Linked DNA regions of Mus musculus: all the other regions are linked to region 1. Evidence: chromatin loops called from intact Hi-C (ENCODE). Cell type or tissue: left cerebral cortex. All regions are shown on one strand.

The links. Peaks named below come from ENCODE experiments on the same cell type or tissue, not always from the same donor. Only the 100,000 strongest peaks of a DNase experiment are listed, where the experiment ranks them.
Region 2: a loop joins it to region 1, with 2.3 times the contacts of the local background. A loop is called at or near these places in 2 of 42 quality-filtered maps.
Region 3: it touches region 1 in a loop (25-fold over the local background); 2 of 42 quality-filtered maps call a loop at or near these places.

What each region holds. Positions count from the first base shown.
Region 1 is chr2:51,459,622-51,464,621 of GRCm38, forward strand. No RefSeq gene overlaps it. Among named protein-coding and RNA genes, the nearest start is that of Gm32434, 24 kb to the left of the region's middle. In left cerebral cortex, a CTCF peak has its summit at 2,322; DNase peaks (open chromatin) are centred at 1,539 and 2,611; H3K27ac peaks cover 1,368 bases.
Region 2 is chr2:51,827,745-51,832,744 of GRCm38, forward strand. No RefSeq gene overlaps it. Among named protein-coding and RNA genes, the nearest start is that of Gm13490, 98 kb to the left of the region's middle. In left cerebral cortex, a CTCF peak has its summit at 2,740 (motif pointing left); a DNase peak (open chromatin) is centred at 2,747.
Region 3 is chr2:51,709,736-51,714,735 of GRCm38, forward strand. All of the region lies in intron 1 of Gm13490 (predicted gene 13490), which reads right to left. Among named protein-coding and RNA genes, the nearest start is that of Gm13490, 20 kb to the right of the region's middle. In left cerebral cortex, no CTCF peak of the experiment used is centred here; a DNase peak (open chromatin) is centred at 3,066.

The DNA.
Region 1 (5,000 bases):
TAGAGTACAGCCCTACAGGGTTATGTGCTCCTAGCCCATCCCCCATGCCCTTCTCAGCTACTGTCTCCATTCACCTCCTGACTGTTGGTGAATAGCCAGCCCTCTGAGCCATGTTAAGCCTTTGACTTCTGTGCTGCCAACCCGGTTTATGCCAATGTGTTCCTTTAAATGATGTTTTTGTTTTGAAGGAAATAAATCCTATGAGTTACTAGCATCTCTCCCTCTGTGTCTGTCTCTCTGTCTGTGTCTGTGTCAATCTGTGTGTGTGTGTGTGTGTGTGTGTGTGTGTGTGTGTGCTTAACCTTGTGAATAAGCCATGCCAAAAGCAAGAGACATGAGGGAAAAAAGGAAAGGGTTAGAATGCTGGATATCATCATTGCTACAGCACTATATAATCTGATATGTATAATCTGATCTATTTCCATAAAAGGCCTAAAATTCTGCAAAAGAAACAGTAATAAAAAAGAAGAACATAAGGTAAGAATTGTTTGTCCAATGCCAAGTGATCAGCCCTGAAAACATACATACAAGTAATACTGTATTCTCTGAACGGGTTATATTTAGGAATGTGTGTATGCATGTATGTATGTATGTATATATGTATATACCTATACTTATATATATCTAAAAACAACTAGTGAGAGAAGAGGCTGCCAGTTTGTAGCAGAGCAGGAAAGGGAAAAAGAAAAATGTTATAATTTAATTATGATCTCAATATTTTTAAAATGTGAAAAATCAAATTATGATATAAACAAATATATTAGCTGGATGGTTGTAGTGCCTGCCTTTAATCCCAGCATTCAAGAAGTAGACACAGGTAGAGTTCAAAGCCAGCTTGGCCTACAGAGTTCTGAAACAGCCAGGGCTATACAGTGGAACCTGTCTTGAAAAACCGTTAAAAAAGATCATAATAAGACCCATTCTTTTACATTCTTTTATATAAATAGTATATATTAATAAAATTACATATTCCAGAAATGAGAAAAAGTGCAAAAAGTACAAAGACTATGTATTTTGCTTTGTTTTTACTTAGTTACTTGGCTTCGACTCTGTAGGTCAGAATATAAAGGTTTAAAATTCATGCAAGATTGCACAGAAAGATGGAGTCAAAGGCAGCTCTGGTGTGTTGGTGGAAATTTTTCCTCTGTTCTCTGGCTCTCTGAGCATGGGTTTGATTTATCTAAGACACACAGAAACAAAATAGTAACTTCCCTTGCCAATATTCTAAGACGATTGCTCATGGGGGGCTTAAGCTTCTGCTGAGAGCAGATCAGAATTTCTCATGATGAGTTACGGCTAACCTGCTGAATATGTTTGGACTTGGCAGACACATATCTCCAGGATCTGTCCTTTGTGTTTCTCAGCCCTCCTTGGGAAAGGTCAAGTGCACTAATAGCTTTCTTCCACTCTTTATCAGCTAAGCATAAAAATCTTACTGGGAGAGGCCTTGGCCTATTTAATAGTGTTGCATCTGAGCCATTCATGTCTGGAGAATACTCAGGCTGGGCCCAGTTCTAGCTGAATCACAGCTTAGGCATATGGCCTGACTTTTATAGCATTTTAAAAATGATGTTGCACTTTAAAGAGTAAGGGGGAGGTTTAAAAAATTCTGGTGTCGTACCAATTCTTTTTCCATTTTATATAAAAGGAATTTTTTCCACCTGTCTACAAGGACGGGTGCATGAAACATGGAGAAAGATAAGGGTAATTCTTTCTGTCTATACTTCATTCCTATCTTGAAACATGACCTATATCTAGAGAAGGAAGTCATGCTCAAATGCTCCATTGCCAGAGCTTTTAGTCTTCTGAACATTTGACTTTTGTTGTGAAGGAGATGTCTAGAAAAAAAAAATGGATGACTCTGTGAAGATCCTAGGACCTGCATTAATTTAAGTCTGCAGACAGAATTCAACAGCATGTAAGTGATGTGGCTACCATAAAAAAAAAACCCACCCAGAGGGGCTAGGAAATGAATAAGAAGCTTGTTTCCACAGTTGTGTTTCCAACACAGAAAGCCTGATAGATAGCTAACTGAAAACCCTGGCCAGAGTATACAGGTTGAGCTTTGTGGGTTGGGTAGACAATGACAGCCGTTTCTGAAATCAGAATAGTCTGGACTGTGTCACTGCAGGGTCTCTCCTCTCATAGAGGGGATGGTTTAGGAAAGTTCTAGAGCTTGAAGCTACAGCTTATGAGGAGGTGGAATTCGTTGTGAAAAAAATAAAGTCACTCTCATTTAAATGATTTGAATAAATTCTTTCATTTCAAAATATTAGACATAGGACCGTTGAAATCCTCTCAATGTAAAGAAGGGTAAGTGTCGCCCCCAGTGGCTCTGCTGTGCTCCTGCTCAGCTCAGGCTCTGTAACATCACAACAGCCCAACAAAGTTACTAGTAGTATTCTGGTTTGTATTCCTATCCTAATGCTTTGTTATAAAATAACTCCAATTTGGCAGTTCAAAATTATAAACACTTAGAATCTCATAGTCTGTTGATTAAAGCCACAGAGTTTATCCATGTGCCTTAGGCTCGTGTCTTCTCTTAGCAAGATTTGGACAATCTGCTCTCAGGTTGGAGTTTCACTCAGGGAGAGGCTGAGCACGTGCAAGATCCTGCTTCATGCTTACTCATTTGGCTATGGTCCCATCTCAGGCCTTCACTGGCGCTTGCCTGGAGAAATTACCTGCTTCCCACTTGTGAATTTTAATATGCCTGCTGCCAGCAAGTCAGGTTGCTCCTTAGAAGGCAAAGGATTTGAAACAAATGAGAGAATGGATCCTCAAGAAGGAAGCTTCCATCCTTCTATAATCTATCCTGAGTTCCTCCTTCTCTTTTCTTCACTCTTTTGTTGTTCCCAAAATAGTCACTACTGCAACCTGCACCCATTAAGAGACAATCATATAAATATGCTGCTATTTTAGAGGCTACTACAGTTTGATCATTTTAAGTGCTGACAAACATCAAGTTTAGAAAGAAATAATTTACCCAAAGGTCATTTGACTGCTCCATAGCAAAAGAGGGCTTCATTTCTAGGATATTGGGCTGCAGAGACCCAGTTCTTGTCCAATATGCAGTCGAAAACCTATGTTTTAGGTAGGAAATCAGCTTTTCTCTGAATCCTTTTGATGACTGATTTCCTTTTCCATTGAAAAAGGCTTTAAAGAACTGGTGTGAAACTTGTCTGATTGTGCCCAGATAAACAGTTCTAGTTACAGTATCTTTTATGTATTTCATCTTCCAACAATCTCCTTAGGGATGTCCTTGTCTTCTGTTGTGTCTGTAGATAACTCAACAAGATAACAGATGCCTGAGATAAACTTCAGCAAGCCTCGCAACTCGGATTCTTAGGAATGGTTGTTTGGTTTAGGGTTAATGTGAAAGGAAAACTTCATAGCTTGGTCAAGTTGGCTTTGCAGAGAAATGACTAGACTCCTAGACCTTCATTGCTGCACACAATAGGAAAGCCATAGACCCTTGGGAATCAAGAAAACAGATAGGGCTCACAAGGCCACAGAACCATATCACTACCCCCTTCACAGGTCAGGATGGTTGTACAAACTAAATCGTGAGCTAGACTGGGAGCCAGAAAAGAATGTCCTTGTGAATGAGGGTTCTGCCACACTGCTCTAGTCAGAACAACACAGAAGCTACAGGAAGACAGGAGGGTGTTCTCTGGCAACTGTATTCAGTTCACTCAAGCCCTGTGTGTAACCCAAAAGTCCTGTGTCCCAGTCAACACAGAAGGATTAACCACCTGTCAACTACTCCTAGGTAAACACCATGTCATGGTGTAACTGCTATATTAGAATGTTGATCATTACATATTCTTTCAGTGAAGACTAGTGTCACCTACAGTCATGAGACACTCAACACCATTTCCTTAACACCTACCACATGCCTAGAGCTCAACCAATGCTTGTGACTTGCCTGACGTCTTTATGATCACACCAATGGTTGGAGCCTGGGGTTTTCATCTCTGCAGTGTTTGGGAGCAGCTGGTAACATAAATGACTACATTCCAAGAGAATTTGCTCACAATATAACTCATTCATCAGAAGCACAGAGGAATTAAGCCCTTTCAAGATAATCATTCCTTCTGGCATTTCCAGGTTTCTCACATCTAAACTTTAGGGAATGGGTTTTAAGACACCTTTGCTTCTCCTTTATCCGAGGGTCTATTTGAGAATGAACTGGAGCTCCAAAGAGCAGGATAACGATAGACTTTGGGGGGGGGGATTTATGTATCTTACTACCTGTGTAATCACCATCAGGAAGTACTAAACTGGTGAAGGAAAAGAGGTTTTGTTGTTGTTGATATTGTTTTCCTTTAAAAGTCGTATCAGCGAAAAGAGGTTGAAGTGATTTTAAAAGACGTATCAGCGAAAAGAGGTTGAAGTGATTTTTTCCTCTTACTACAATCCACACTTGTGTACACCAGTCAAATGCTGTACTTAATCCAGTGAGCATCACTGCTGGAAGGACTGTGATTCATGTGCTCGGGACCTTCTGAGTCACCATTGGTCATTATACCATGTAAAAAGGAAAAGACCCCCTCCTTCTGTGTTACATAGGAAGTGTGACCATGTAAGAGTAAATTGAGAAGCCGTGTGCTTCCACGGCTGTGAAACATTTTAATATAAGTTGATATGTCTTCCCATAATAATTTAACTTTAAATTAGAGAGGGAAAGTGCCATCGAAGCCTGCACAGTGTAATTAGATTGGCCCTGGCATCGGGTGTTAGAGCTAAAGTTCATCTCTTCTCAGAACGGGATTGTTCTGTTTTTGCTTTGTTTAATTTGAGCTATTTTGGAGGACAGAAAATTGGAACCAGTGAGAACTGACTTTGCAGAACCCAAACTGACAGAGAACCTGTTATGCGTTGCAGGGAGAAGGCAGAGGGCTGCTTTGTCCACCCTAACCACCCAAATGGGCTTGGCCCACTGCCCATCAAATGTGAAGCACATTACTTTGTTTTTAATCACCCTGTCTTACCCTGCT
Region 2 (5,000 bases), 370 kb after region 1:
AATATGTGAGCGATGAGCAAGAAAAATACCTTTGAGGAAGAGGCCTGCAGGGTGTGTGGGCATGCACAGCTAGAGGGCTATGCAGAGAGTCTTCCTCAATCACTCTTCACCTTTCTGCTTGTTTTGATTTTGTTTTTATTTTTTTGTCCAGGTCTCTCATTGAAGGCAGGATGTGGACTCAGATCTGCATGCTTTTGCAACAAGTATCCCATTCACTGAGCCTTCTGACTAGCGTTAAAATTTTTGGGGTTAGGGAGTTAGAACTTAAATTTCTTTCTTTTTTTTTTAATGTGTACACATGTGTATCTGTGTCTGTTTATGCACAACATGTGTGCAGGTGCCCTCAGATACCAATTGGACATCTTATGCCTCAAAGTAAAAGCCCCAGGGCCAGGGATGATTACATCTTGTTGAGTCATTGTCCAAAGGGGTCTTATACACAACAACAACACCACCACCAAACATCACAGGCTACTACTACAACTCTTAGTTGCTCCCCACAGCCTAATGGTAAGGCCCTATTGCTTAAGAAAACACTTTCATGTCCCAGACATAGAGAAGTCAAGCTAGTGCCTAAGTAGAAGCATTATCCCTACTGACTAGCATTGATGGTGCTAGAAGGTATTCTGTAACTACTAGAAGGGAACTTTAATCATCAATATCACCTGACTACAAACCCTGTGACCTTCAGCAGCTCCCTGCCTGACAGGTGGACTGGTATAATAGTAGGACAAATGGTTTAGGTGTAACCAGCCACTGACCTAATGGATTTAAGGCCCACTCTATGAGATGGAACGCATACCGGATGCTGCTAAAGTAGACAATAACCTTACAGCAGAGCCTAAAGGGAAACCTACATTCTCATTCTGCTAAAAGAGCATAGCAATAAAATGACTGCTAAAGACATAGTAGTATTCCCACATGTCAGTGCTTTCCTCAACCTTCATCAGAGAAGCTTTCTCTTGAAGTGCATGGGAAACAAAACAGCATCTCACAACTTGATGCTATGCAGAGAATGAGAGACCTTGAAGTACTCCGTACTAGGCAGAATGTCTTCATCAAACTCCTCTCCTCAAGGCTCATGGATCTATGTGGGAGAGGAGGCAGAAATATTATAAGAGCCCTAGGGGATGGATGACTGCAAGGAAGCATTCTCCTGACGCAAGAGGACTGATGTACACATGAAACCACAGAGGCTGTGGGAGCATCCACAGACCTGCACATACGTGTTCAAGACAGAACCAGTTCTGAGACTTAGAAGTGGACATAGTGTCCCACCCTAACTAAAAATCTGCTGGCAAAGGGAAAATAGATTTTCTCTAAAGGAGTATCTTAAGTATATTAACCATTCTCCAGGGCAGTCCCCATGCCCAAGAATAGTTGGCCATCACAGAAAAAAAAAAGTTGTATTTTTTTGTGGACTCTCTTTCATTAGGGCTTGTTTTGGCCTTTATTTTTTTCTTATTGGTCTTTGTTTTTGATATGTGATTTTGTGGGAAGGGTTGTGTATGATTTTTGTTTTTTGTTTTGTTTATATTTTTGCTTCTAAATTTTTATTTTTTGTTTGTTGAAATAGAGAGAAAGAACATAAAGTTGGGTAGGTATCTGGGAAGGGTTAGGGGAGGGGAAATGATCAAAATACATTATATGAAGAAAACAAATTTCAACTTTAAAAAAAATCATATACGGGGAAAGAGGGTCCACTTCCTTCAAGCACCACAATGAGGGGTGCTTCTGAATGCTTGAAGTATGATAGAAGGTACATCCCAGTTTTCAGGACTAGAATATTTTAAAGGAATAGCCAAGTATGCTTAGCCTTAAAAGAGAGAGAGAACATGTTTTGTAGTCACTGATGTTGTTTGCATTTGACATCCATCAGGCATTAAAGATTGATAAGCAAAAAAAGAACAGGAGATCAGCAAATCCCCACAAGTTTCTTTTTTCCACTTGGACTCTGTCCCACAACGTCAGAATTTCTGTGGGGACCATTGGCTACCACCAAGTGTCAGAGGCCAGAGTTAATGAGGGAAAGAAAACTGGGCAAGTAGGAGTGTGGTGCTTGCAGAAACTCTTGAACTTATGTGGGGTACTTAGCTGCATAAGGCAATAAATCGAATGATGAATTTCATGGTGTTTGTGTTGTGACGCCCATCAATTGAGGACAAAGCAGTTTAACTCTCAGGCCTTCTTCTCAAATCTCTGTAACAAAGAAGCAAATCATAACCCCTACCTTCAATCCAAGGCCTTGGAAACACATACACACACACACACACACACACACACACACACACACAGAGAGAGAGAGAGAGAGAGAGAGAGAGAGCACTTCTGTATGCATTTATGAAGCTAGTTTTTAATCACTGTAGTTCCTTCTAAGTCAAAGGTATTGCTTGGACTTACATCGTCAGCAACCTAATGGAAGTGGCATGTAATTCATTTGTGAGTCCCCCGTGAAGTGTATGGGTAGGAAATTATGCACCTGTATTACATGGGCAATTAACCAGCTTTTCTGATCGAGGTAGTGACAGCTGCTAATCATGCCACCTAATTCCCTCCCATTTTAAATTTATTATTATTACTCTTGCAGCAATTTTCTGATCTCTTTCCTTTCTAATGCTTTCATTTTGTTTTTCCTTCAGAAAACTCGAACTGAACTCCTGACCCCTGCTGGAACCCTGCCTCCTCTGAAGTACAGGCTTCATTTCTTTTCCTCCTTCGTGTTTCCTGATTGGAGCTCCCTCTGCTGACCGAACAGACTTGCTTTCAAGGCAATATTTAGAAACTGTGTGGTCTTCCCTCTTATTCGCTGTCCTAGTTTGCTCTCTATTGCTGTGATAAATGCCATAACAAACGCAATATCATCATGACTCAGGGAGGAAAAGCATCTTACAGATTATGGTTCTTTATGAAGAGAAAAGAGGACAGAGATGGAAACAGAAGCCATAGGGGAAAGCCGCTTAATGGCTTGCCCTCCATGGCTTGCTCAGCTTTAAAGAACCCAGGACCGCCAGCCCAGGCATGACATCATCCACAGTGGACATCAATCACAAATCAAGGAAATGCCCCCCCCCAGCAACTTGCCTACAAGCCAATGTTATAGAGGCACATAGTTAAAAAAAATACATAAAAATGAAAACCTTAGTGTATACATTCCACTGAAATCAACTGTACCACATGGTTTTAATGTTCTCTCTCTACCTAGCCACTGACACATGACACATGGGGGACGCTAAAGATTCCAAGTGAACAAGTCCAAAAGAACACCTCAACACACACACACACCACACACACACACACACACACACACACACACACACACACACATTCTAGACAGTATTTGTGCTATGATGCTTTCTAGAATAAGTTCAAGGCCTGGTGAGGATGCCCAGTCAGGAGCTACCCCATTCATAGTGTACGTGTATGCCCAGAGGGTTTGGTAGAGGCCTCCCTTCTTCATCCCTTACACCGCATCTTGCAGACCACAGTTCTTCAAATAGAGACTCTGCAAATGTCTTTCTGAAGGCAAACCCTGTCACCTGAAGCACATTGATTTGATCCAAGCTAATTTTTTGAAAGCCCCTAAAAAAAATAATTCCCGCTATAAAGAAGGATCAGCTGGCCTGCTTAGGGGACTCTTCCACCCCTGATGCCTGTGATCCTGTGATATGATCCAATCGGCCTTCATGGAGGGCTGTCTGCTGAGTTAATTGTATGCACTTCTTTGTGTTCTTCTCTTATGTTTATTTCATTGCAATATTTACAAAGGGACTTGCGAAATAAGTCACTATGCAAATGGGAGCGTGCATACAAGATCCCGAGGAATATTAAAATTCATTAACCTTATTTACATTTGAAGCATTATCATGTATATTTGAGCACAGTGCACCTGCCAGGAGGACGTTGGGCCACATCAGCAGTCCACTGAATAATCTATTCACTGCCTTTAATTTCCTTGTCAAGTAAAGTAAAAACTTCCTTATTTTGGATGCATGCAGAAATCACTCCCAAGCTTCTCTAATCGCCAGCAGTTCTTATTTCTAGAGGAGTCTAACATAAATTTCAAGTTGTCCATTGACATTTGAAAGATGAATTTCCCTGAAGAAAATTTCCCATCTTTATTAAATTTGAAGTACAATGTTTCTCTTATCACCCACTTGGAAATGAAGGAGACCAAACTCATTCTTTTGGGTGCTGACAAAAGAGAAAAAAAAAAAAAAGGTTTTGCCTGCCTGGAGCCCTTCCCCATCCAACCCAAGGAACTCCATTGTCTACAAAGAAGGAAAATAGATGGCTTGGAGATTTATGAAGGTGAAGGAAACATCCATTTTTTTCTTTGGGGGGGAGGAAGGGAGTAGGGGTGAAACAAGAAAATCTTCACAGTTGCATTTAACATTCCCCAGAGTCACCGTTACATTTAACATTCTCTAGAGCTATGAGAATGGACTCTGTCACAACCCACCCGGCTTTGGATTGTATAGTGGAGGGGAAAAAAAGAGTATGATCAATAAGTGTTTTCTAACAGGATAAACCAAGTAAAGGGTGAGTTTTGATCAACCAATGCCTTCTTGGGTTTACTAATGCAAGTTAACAAGTTGGAGGAGATAGGCGACTAGCACAGGAAAGTGGAATTCTATTGCTACAGTGATAAGAAGCAAAGAAGCTGAGTGCTGAGTGGTACCAGAGGAAACTGTTCCCAGAAATTGAGGGCAGCCAAGACTCAAAGATTTTCTTAATAAATGACGGTGGACTTGTTCTCTGGGGTGTGTGTGTGTGTGTGTGTGTGTGTGTGTGTGTGTGTGTGTGTGTGTGTGTGATATAAATACCTCCCTCGACCCTTCACCCTCCATGAATTGTCAGGAAAGTCTACATGTCAGCTCTGAGTTTTCTGAGCAGATGATTCCAAGCATAGTGAGTTCCCATCAAGGCCCAGGTGCTGTGCCAGTCAACTGCGAGGACGTATGGGGTTCTGTGAGAACAATAGACCCAGAGACTATGTGGTA
Region 3 (5,000 bases), 250 kb after region 1:
GGGTTAAAGCAGGCCAGACAAGATTTGCATTTGGAGCGTCTTGTCGAACTGCATGCTGGAAAGGCCACATCCATACTCATGGCTTCCTTGTCAGTGAGCAGGGAGATGGGAAAGGATGGCATACCAGCAGCCTGGGATGCTATCATGGGTATAGGGCAATGGACAGAATCCTTTCAGACATAATTATTTGTAGATTTTTCACTTAAATCACCTAGAAGGTAATTTTGCTAGAAAGGTTAAGGGAACTATATTATAATTATTCAAAACGACAGAACACATTGGAGGCCTTCACAGGCCTGACCTCCTGACTTCCGGTTGTTTCGCTGTGCATGGGCTGAGACAGTATATTATTATCCTCTTTTCACAGATGCCAAAACAAAGGTAAAGGGCAATTTACGATTTGCCTATTATGACACAAGTACAAATGGAAGTCACAGTAGAAATACAGGCTTTCGGCACTGTGTCGTGGCATAAACTTGTAACCCCTGTACTCAAGAGGATCAGAAGTTTGATGTCAGGCTGGACTACGTGATAGAACCCCGAAGAGAAAGAAATAAAGGGAGAGAAAGACTCAGAAAGGAAAACATTCAGGCTTTCTGATCCTGTGCCCATCAGCCATCTTTCTATACCAGGAGCTGTTACTCGGTGGGAACTCTAGGGTCCTAGGACCTATTCAGGGACCAGCCACAAGGGAAAAAGTGGTCAGGGCTCCATGATATAGTTCCTGCCCCTACCAGACCAGATCTATGTCTATCCAGTTAATCAACAAGCTTTCTGTTCAACCTTCAGTTTAATTCTTTGCTTAAAAATATACATGTTACAGGCTAGAGAGATGGTTCAGCAGTTAAGAGCACTGGATTGCTCTTCCAGAGGTCCTGGGTTTAATTCTCAGCTACCACAAGGTGCCTCACAACCATCTTTAATGGGATTTGATACCCTTTTTTGGTGTGCATAAGAACAGTGAATTCATATGTCCTTATGCATAAAATAAATAAAACCTTAATATATGTATATATATATACATATATATGTGTGTGTGTGTGTGTGTATGGTGTGTGTGTGTGTGTGTGTGTTATCTGAACTCTTGAAGCTATCCTGAAAAGGCCATGAGAGTAGTAAGAATACTGAAGGGTTGGTGGGTTGTAAGAAGGCAAAGCAGGCTAAGACACCAGTGCATTTGGAGTTATTCAATATCCAGTCCACTACAGATAGCATTTCTGTGAGCTACCACCAAGTCAATGATCAGTCATCACAAAGTAATAAAGACACAGGAAATTCCCTTCCTCTTTTCGATGACTATGTAACCCATTGAGAACATGGGACTGCCACATAGCAAAGTACACAAATACAGATAACATAAGGTGATGATCTATACATCACAACCATGGTCCAGAAAGTTCTAGAGCCTGTAAAACACTGCACCAGCCAGTGGGAAAACCTATCTGTCTATTTGCTCTGCTATTGAACTCCACTGCTGAGTCCTGTCCCAGGTCCAAATCTCCTTTAGATCCCTATGGGTTTTTTTCCTTAGAAAGATGAGGGAGGAGGAGAAAAAAAGAGAGAGAGAGAGGAGGAGGCAGAGAAGACAACACTCTTGGAAACAAAGATCAAGGAAGAGATAAAATTTTAAATGTTTTACTGTGTGCATATGCAGGTGTATATTCAAGTGAGTTTCTGTGCTCTATATATACATGCAGAATTCCAAATGGACAAGAAGAGAGTGGCAGATGCCCTAGAGCTATAAGTACACGTATTGCTGAGCACATGATGTCCCCAGTATCAATGCTAGAAACAGAACTGGGGTCTTCTGTAACTACAGTAAATGCTTTTAGTCCCTGAGACATCTCTCCAGCTCCAGGATGTACCATTTTAAATGGAGGATTCTACAAAGGAAAGGTGTTAGGTGAAGAGGAAAAAACTGAATTGCTAATGGTGACCATTAATCTTGGCAAAAAGATAATTTAGGATAAATCTTTCTATGTTATTCCAGGTCGCTCTTCATAGGCATATACACTTCTCTTGGCACAGGACAAAAACATGTAGGTGCTCAGACAAGTCTATAGTAAAGGAAATACTAAGAGACTTGTGTCCTAAAGCTACTTATCTGCCCCTACACCAACCTTCTCTATGGTCTTTGGAAAGGAAATAGCACTTTGAACTAAGGGTATGTGGGAAATAGAAATTTTTAAAACCCCAAAACTAGTTATAAATTGCATAAAACCAAAAGCCAGTCTCTAGAGAATACTTCTGACCATAATATGGGAAAATCTAAATAGAATTCATCCATCATCCTTATGGAAACAGCTCTTGTCCGGTGCGAGTGATTCCACAAGGCAGTACATGCAAAGATATGAATAAACTCTATTTTTCTATGAATTATATGAAGTTGGATATATCAAGAGTCCCTTGTTAAAGGGCACACATCTGGTAGCAATACAACACAGCCATCTAGTTGTATGCAGCCATACTTAGGAATTCCAACTATGAAAAGTACAAAACTGCTGGGAGTGGTGGTAACACATGTCTGGATCACCACCCCCACCCCCCACTTAGGAGAGGGAGGCAGCATGATCAGGAGTTCGAGGCTGAGGCTACACAAGACCTTATCTCAGAAAAAATAAAATAAAAATAGAAACAAGATTCACTTAAAAACAGCTGCTAAACATGTGAACATAAATATTATTAAAATGTATCAGTCAGTTATATATTATTTTTAATAACATTTACTTAATATAAATATATAAATATTTAATTGTTTAATAATATGTTTTTAATACTCATTAGGTTATTTTTAACTTATTTAAATTTCCATCTTGTACAAGTTAATGGCATTCTTGATTCTTATTATGCACTTTTAATGTATTATTTTTCTTCAAGGTCCCAAAATTCATCAGGGAGTTATGGTGTCTGGGTTTTCTTTTGTAAGCAGTGAAGTTTGCGATGAATGGTGCTGTAAGAACTCTGTTCTCCCAGCCCTTCCGTGGGCAGTTCTCAAACTCAGTAATGACCACATGCTTCCATTTCTTCCCATTTCCAAACTCTTCATCTGCTTCTCACCTCCTCCGTAATGAACGGCTTAAGGTAGAACTGAAACACCCTTCACCATTTGTACCACTGCCTCCGTCTTCTACAAAAAGATGAATCACGGCTACCATTTTTATTTTGCCACCGTCCTTTGTTCTGTCCCACAAATTATTTAAAAAACAGAATCATTCTTGTAAAAAAAAATTCAGACTCATTGCCACATGAAAATGATTCATTCTTGAGAAAAAAAAAAGAACACGGCCCTGCACATTAACAATCAAATCTCTATATACGTAAAGATGGTGAATTCGCTTTTCAAAAATTTATCTCACAGGATTATTCATGCCTTTTGAAAAAGATGAAGTACTCATATATATCTTTCAGTTTTCATGTGCATATAATTTACTAAATGTACATCAAATATAATGTATCTACAACATAGTGTCTAAGCATGAAAGTCGGTATTTTCATATAATTGCCCATTTATATTAAAAGCCTCTTACAAAAATCTTTCCCCTCCTGAAATATCTCTTTTTTTCCCCAATGAGAATAATAGTCATAATTACAGAGTAAGAACACATGACAGATAATGTTCCAATTTTAGAAAATTAGCTCTTTCTTGGCCTTGCAATGAAACCCCTTTTATCTGACGTTGGTGCCGGTGTCATATAGAAGGAGGGTATTATTTGGCTTTTCAGGGTAAAGAGACACCTAGAAAAGCACTCACAAAGACAAATTGTTATATTAACTAACACTGATGACACGAGAAGAAACACGGGAGAACAATAGGAACGGTCTTGTTTAACTGGAAGCAGCCTCTCAGTTGGATCGAAAGCCATTTCTTTAAAGGTAAATCGAGACTTCTATCTGCGGCCCCACTGATTTTCTGCTGGTGAACCCGAGAGTTAACACTGCGCATGTCTAGTCTCATATGTGCCGTGTTCACCTGGCTCTCCAATTCCTCAAGCCAGGACTCCAACAAGGTTTAACTAGTCAATGATAGTAAGGTTTAACTAGTCAATGATGGTTCAGGTAAAAGTTCACGGGCCGAAATGTGAGACTGGGCTTACAACTACCCATGCTCTCAGCAAGCTGCAATTGATTTGGATGGTAGAAATCTTTGTTTTCTTCTGAGGACTCACTGTGTTAGCACAAAATATCCCCAACAGGCATATGCTTTGAATACTCGTCTTCAGATGGAGGAACTATTTTTGGAAGGCTGTGAAAACTTCGAGAGGTGGGGCCTAGCTGGGGGAAGCAAGTCACTAGGGTTATGGCTTTGAAAGTTGATTCAGGACCCCAGCCCCCTTTTCTCTATTCCTGTTTGAGACTCTTATCCTCAGTGCGATGAAGAAGCCCCTTTGCCACAGACTTCTTAGGCTATGGTATTCTTCCTAAGACCATGGGACTAGGCAGCCATGTATTAAGTACTCTGAAACTGTGAGCCAAAATGTCGTTACGTCTTCAGGCTGTCCTTAAGTACATGTTAGTCACACTGTCCAAATACACTTCTCTATTGAATAACTACCCATCGCCCTAGGTCCATACCTGATTTTCTCACGGTCCCCACAATGGGTAATGCTTACTTTCTCTGTTCTACCAATGAGGAAACTGAGATTCAGAGAACAGGAAGAAGAACCCCACTTGTTAGCATGCCAGAGCTGCTGTCTACCACTGATCTTATATTTACAATTATCTCTGATAGGTCGTCTTTCTACAAGAGAGAAACTCAGTCAGAGAAACCCTAAGTCTCAAATCGGCCTAGGCATCAAGGTTGCCTTGACTATGGGCCATGTGTTCTCCCATCACAGAAGAGCTTCTTGGATCAGTTTTTCTCAGAGCTTTCTTCATCTCATCAGTGAATGGAGCAGTGAAAGTGACTGACTATCCTAACCTTCAAGAGATTTTGATTTCTCCCAAGAAAACTGCTTATGAAGTGGCTCCCTGAGCCTCTTCATCGGCCCAAGGCAGGCTGG